2 separate regions of the Homo sapiens genome follow, and region 1 is linked to region 2. The links are chromatin contacts, found by Hi-C or POLR2A ChIA-PET in ENCODE. All regions are on one chromosome and are shown on one strand. The core of a region is the stretch at or near the end of the contact, and the rest is flanking DNA. Distances in the headings are between cores, read along the strand shown.

What was found. A loop is a pair of places that touch in the nucleus more often than their neighbours do. ChIA-PET counts read pairs that join two places held with the same protein, here RNA polymerase II (POLR2A). Pooled maps may share reads with other maps.
Region 1: a loop to region 2 is called in a map of aorta, with 2.1 times the contacts of the local background. The contact joins the promoter of LINC00396 here to the enhancer-like site in region 2. A Hi-C loop is called at or near these places in 7 of 168 maps with a recorded cell type or tissue (IMR-90, Right ventricle myocardium superior, aorta and 2 more) and 7 of 50 pooled maps. POLR2A ChIA-PET finds 5 or more read pairs at or near these places in 1 of 52 experiments (MCF 10A).

Annotation. Positions count from the first base shown.
Region 1 is chr13:110,052,012-110,054,711 of GRCh38, reverse strand. LINC00396 (long intergenic non-protein coding RNA 396) reads right to left here and starts at 1,427. Exons shown (of 4, transcript NR_126387.1): 1 at 1,401-1,427; 2 at 799-861; 3 at 530-698. All of the region lies in intron 2 of LINC03082 (long intergenic non-protein coding RNA 3082), which reads left to right.
Region 2 is chr13:110,105,609-110,108,329 of GRCh38, reverse strand. All of the region lies in intron 1 of LINC03082 (long intergenic non-protein coding RNA 3082), which reads left to right. Among named protein-coding and RNA genes, the nearest start is that of LINC03032, 15 kb to the left of the region's middle. Within about 2 kb of position 1,429, at least 11 of the 41 ENCODE cell types and tissues checked have a DNase peak (open chromatin) inside an H3K27ac peak, as active enhancers do; they include heart right ventricle, where a contact is called at or near this core.

The sequences.
Region 1 (2,700 bases), core at 178-2,677, 54 kb after region 2:
AAGAAAATACTAATTAGGACCCATTTATGAGACACAACAGAGTACTGGTGCTGAAGTATCCCTCTCCACATCAACAAGTAGAAACTGAACAGAATGCATGAAGCACCTGTTTTCAGACACTGAGGACCACAGCCAAGGGTGGGATTCCTGGCGGGTGCGTGGGGTGTGCTCTGGGATTGCTGAGATGCTCTCTCTGGACTGTGGCATGAGCGGGTGGAGCCCATGTACAGCATGGTGGCCTCATGGAGTTGCGGACAGATGGTAGAGGTTGGGGTGTGTGAGGAGGTGGCAAGGTTTGCAGTGGGTGTCTGACAGGATCTGAAGAAATCTGCGGAGAGTCCCCTTGAGCCTCATGGAGAACAAAGAACACTTTGAGCAGAACGGAGAGTCCAGAGTAGCCCACGCAGAAGGTTGGGGAGACCGCACTGCACACCTGCATTCAACAGGGACACAGAACGGCACGCGCCGTGCACGGGTCTCTCTCAGCTGCCAGGTAGGGCTATGCGGGGACTTCTCCAGTTAAACTTACAGGGAAGCCTGCGAAAGTCAGCCAGTCCCACCGATAAATTCACTGCTGACCAAGCAAAACTCAGCAGCCCTTACATCTGACTGATGTCCATATGAGAGAAAAGAGAGGAGGACTTCAGAGACACCCACAGCTCCAACGACAGAGTGCAGCATTTCAGCAGGATGGCATCCTATAATGTTAAACGCACAATTAAAACAATCGCTAGAGGTGAAAAGAAGCAGGGAGATGAACACCATAACCAGGAGGGGAAAAGGTCAGTGGAGACCTACCTGGATGTAGTGGGAATGTGGGAATGAGCAGACGAGGACTTAAAGCAGCTGATATTTCAGAGACTTGAAGCAAAAGAGAAACAAAAAGGTGAATGGCTGGGGATTTTAACAAAAATTCCAAACTATTAAAAAGAATAAAACACAAATTCTAAAGCTGAGAAATATAATATGGGAAATAAAAAAATTTACTGGACTGGCTTACAACAGCTTGGATATGAGAGAAGAAAAGAATAGTGCCTTTGGATGCAGGGCAATAGAAATTATCCAAATGAAGAACAGGGAAAAACTGACAATAATTCTAGATGTGTGTGTGCCTGATAGCAGAGCTTGAAAATACACGAAGAAAATGGCATAACTGGTGGAGAAATAGACAAAATCCACCAAGACAATTCCATGGCTTCAACATTTCTCTTTCAGTGATTGGTAGAACCAACAGACCAAAATTTGGTGAGAATAAAGCATATTTGAACATCATGGCAGAAAGAAAGTAAGTTATTTTCAGAAATCATGCTGGAACTGGATATCCATGTGGAAAAAAGGAACCTCAACTTCCACTTCCTACTCACTGGGTTGACTTGTGTCCTCCAAAGGTTCACACCCACCTGGGACTTCAGAGAGTGACTATTTGGAATTAGAGGCTTTGCAGATGTAATTGAAGATCTTAAGATGACTCATCCTGAATTTCGGATGAATCCTAAATCCAGTGACTGATGTCCATATGAGAGAAAAGAGAGGAGGACTTCAGAGAAACACATAGGAAGAAACCCACTAAAATGGCTATTTTTTAAATTCTTATACTTTAAGTTCTGGGATACATGTGCAGAACGTGCAGGTTTGTTACATTAGGTATACACGTGCCATGGTGGTTTGCTGCACCCATAAACACGTCATCTACATTAGGTATTTCTCCTAATGCTATCCCTCTCCTAGCCGCCGACCCCCAACAGGCCCCCATGTGTGATGTTCCCCTCCCTGTGTCCGTATGTTCTCATTGTTTAACTCCCACTTATGAGTGAGAACATATGGTGTTTGGTTTTCTGTTCCTGTGTTAGTTTGCTGAGAATGATGGCTCCTAGCTTCATCCATGTCCCTGCAAAGGACATGAACTCATCCTTTTTTATGGCTGCATAGTGTTCCACGGTGTGCCACATTTTTTTTTATTATACTTTAAGTTCTAGGGTACATGTGCACAATGTGCAGGTTTGTTACATGTGTATACATGCGCCATGTTGGTGTGTTGCACCCATTAACTTGTCATTTACATTAGGTATATCTCCTAATGCTATCCCTCCCCCCTCCCCCCACCCCACAACAGGCTCCGGTGTGTGATGTTCCCCTTCCTGTGTCCAAGTGTTCTCATTGTTCAATTCCCACCTATGAGTGAGAACACGTGGTGTTTGGTTTTTTTGTCCTTGTAATAGTTTGCTGAGAATGATGGTTTCCAGCTTCATCCATGTCCCTACAATGGACATGAACTCATCATTTTTTATGAATGCATAGTATTCCATGGTGTATATGTGCCACATTTTCTTACTCCAGTCTATCATTGATGGACATTTGGGTTGGTTCCAAGTCTTTGCTATTGTGAATAGTGCCGCAATAAACATACGTGTGCATGTGTCTTTATAGCAGCATGATTTATAATCCTTTGGGTATATACCCAGTAATGGGATGGCTGAGTCAAATGGTATTTCTAGTTCTAGATCCCTGAGGAATCACCACACTGTCTTCCACAATGGTTGAACTAGTTTACAGTCCCACCAACAGTGTAAAAGTGTTCCTATTTCTCCACATCCTCTCCAGCACCTGTTATTTCCTGACTTTTTAATGATTGCCATTCTAACTGGTGTGAGATGGTGTCTCATTGTGGTTTTGATTTGCATTTCTCTGATGGCCAGTGAT
Region 2 (2,721 bases), core at 180-2,679:
TTGCCCGAGCCAGGCCTAGTTGCTTGCTAGGGCCTTGTTAATGGCGCCTCAGTGTGGAGAACGGCGGGAAGTACGTTTTGCTTCCCAGGGTGGTTGATCCCGAGACCACAGGTTCCAGCCTGTCTGCCGCCCCAGGGTGCTGACAGGAGCTGCCTCCACTGCCTTGTGTGCCATGTCTATATTAAATTAGGGGTCCCCATGTCCCCAAGGCCCACTCTCCGCTAGGCTGTGCCCCTGACGTTCACAGAGGCAACACCCTCTTTGATGACTTACCAGCGTCCACAGAGTGACTCCAAAGGCCAGAAGTGCCAACAACTCAACTGGGCACTTGGCACCACACTTGGAACCTCCGACTGCCCCAAGCATGTGACCCGGGAGCCTCCTGGATCCATGCTGCTGTGGCAGCTCCCTCCAGAACTTCAGGTCCCATCGCCAAGGGATCCCTGAGAACAGGGCTGACGGAGAAGGTCTGGGCCTAGTCTTAGCAGTGCCACCCTTTTGTGGAGGGACAGTGTTCTGAGCCTCGATATCCTCCTATGGAAAACAAAGGTTTTAGGACTTTGATCTTAGTGCACTCGGGCCACTGCAATGAATTGCCACAACCTCGGGCTTGACACAAGAAGTGTGTTTTTTCACAGTTCTGGAGGCTGAGGGTCCAAAATCATGGGGTCCACAGGCCGTGGTCCCTCTGAAGGCTCCGGAAAGGGTCTCCCCTGCTTCCAGCCTCTAGTGCTGATGCAGTCCTTGGCATTGCTCGGCTTCCAGCCACATCGCTCCCGTCTCTGCCTCTGTGGTCACTTGAGGTCTTCCCTGTGTGTCTCGGTATAAATTTCCTCCTCTTAGGAGGACCTCCATCATTGGATTAAGTCCCCAGGTAAGCCAGCATGACCTCATTTTAACTCGATCACATTCACAAATACCTATTTCCAAATAAGGTCCCATTCACAGGTACGGTTTACAACTTGAACTTGGCTTTCTGGGAGACACAATTCACCCCTAACACTGACCTTCAAGATCGTGACATTTAGAGATGATGTGTAACCAGAGATTATTAATATTACAGTAAATGACATGAAGAAAAGGAATAAAGTGTCAGGCAGCTCTACCCACCAGCCTGAGCACATTTCTGAATCTAACTGGCAGCTCAGTTTGGGGGCAGTTCTCACCCTCATCTGATCTTCTGCTGCTCAGGACTGAGAGTCCTGCTTTAGAATCTGCTCAGCCCTAACATCTCAGGGCCCCACAGAGGCTCGGCCTTCCTTCAGCGAGGCTGAAGGACCTGGGAGGTCTCTGAGATGAGGTATGGGGGAGTGCCACTCTACTTCCTTATTAGGGGCGAGCTGTCTTGGAGCTGGTCTCGGTAAAGAGCTGTCTCTGCTCCTGCCCCCAGCCTGCTCTGCCATGCAGTGCCTCTGGGCAGCTTCCCAGGGCTCAGGTCCAAGCTGCAGCTCCTTGCCTCAGAGCACACACTGCTTTTAGCTTCAAAGTCATGGTCAGCACTCCAGCCCCAGCTCTCTAAGCCTGAAATTCAAAGCAATTCCCAGAGTCAGCGTGGCCTTTTGGAGGTACCCCCTGTTATTCATCGATGGAGCCCCTGTTCCCGTGCAAAGGACAGCCCACGTAATCACAGCTCCATCCTGCGCCAGGCCTCGGGGAATGAAGTTCATCCTCATGTTGGATGGCCGATGTCCTCCATAAACATTCCACAGCTTCGTAAACTCATGACTGTCTTTGAACACAGGCTGTTCCTATCAACCTTCAATCTTCAACTCTTTCCCTTGGGCGACCCCTTCCCAGAAAACCTGGCGTTTCTACACTTTCATCTTTAACGGAGTGTCTTTGATATATGCTGTCACTTCTGTAATATACTTGTGAAACATTTTCTATGACTATTGTCGTAAAAGAGGAGACCAATCCTCAAGCCATATAACAACAGCAAGAAGTCCATTGACCAACATAAACATATGTCTACATAATTAATGCTGTTTCCTCTAAGAAGCTGGCTTGCATGTGAAATGAATGAGAGGTGCTGATAATGAATTGAGAAGTAGTCGCCATACGGCTAATGGTTCCAGGACCTGTCGTTGGCTCTGGAGACAGAGTGCTGAGTTAGGTATCATGGCTCCATCTTCACCTGCTGGCTCTGTGTCCTCATGGGAGTGAGTTAACTCATCCAAGCCTTAGTTTAGGCATCTGTAGAATGGAAATACTAGTAGGCCCCATCTCCTAAATGGATTCTCAGCTTGCCCTGATGCTCCCGCTGCTGGGCTGTCCTGCAGGCCGGCCATGCACCCCTCTGCCTTGCCCTGAGGTAATCCATGTGCAATTCCTTACTGTGTTACTTGGCTCATAGAGGCACTTAGTAAATGTTAGGCATTTATTCTTAGCAATCACACTATTAACAGAAATAAAGGAAGCCAATGGAACAGTGATAGAAAAACCTGGAACTTGGGTTCAGAATGAACTCTTTCATGTTCTAGTTAAGTTTCTTCAGAAAAGTCAAAACTTCTTCCAACCTCACCCACTGCACCTCTAAAATGGGATAATAATGACATTCCCTCACACGGATGCCATGAGGCTGCAATGCATGGAAAGATGTGGAGTTGCTATTCCAAAGTTATTTATCACTAAAGTCATTCAAGCTCTGTTTTATTCCCAAGAAATAGGTAGGAGAGTTAAAGACATCTTGACTTTGTAGAATGAATGAGACCACATGTGCTG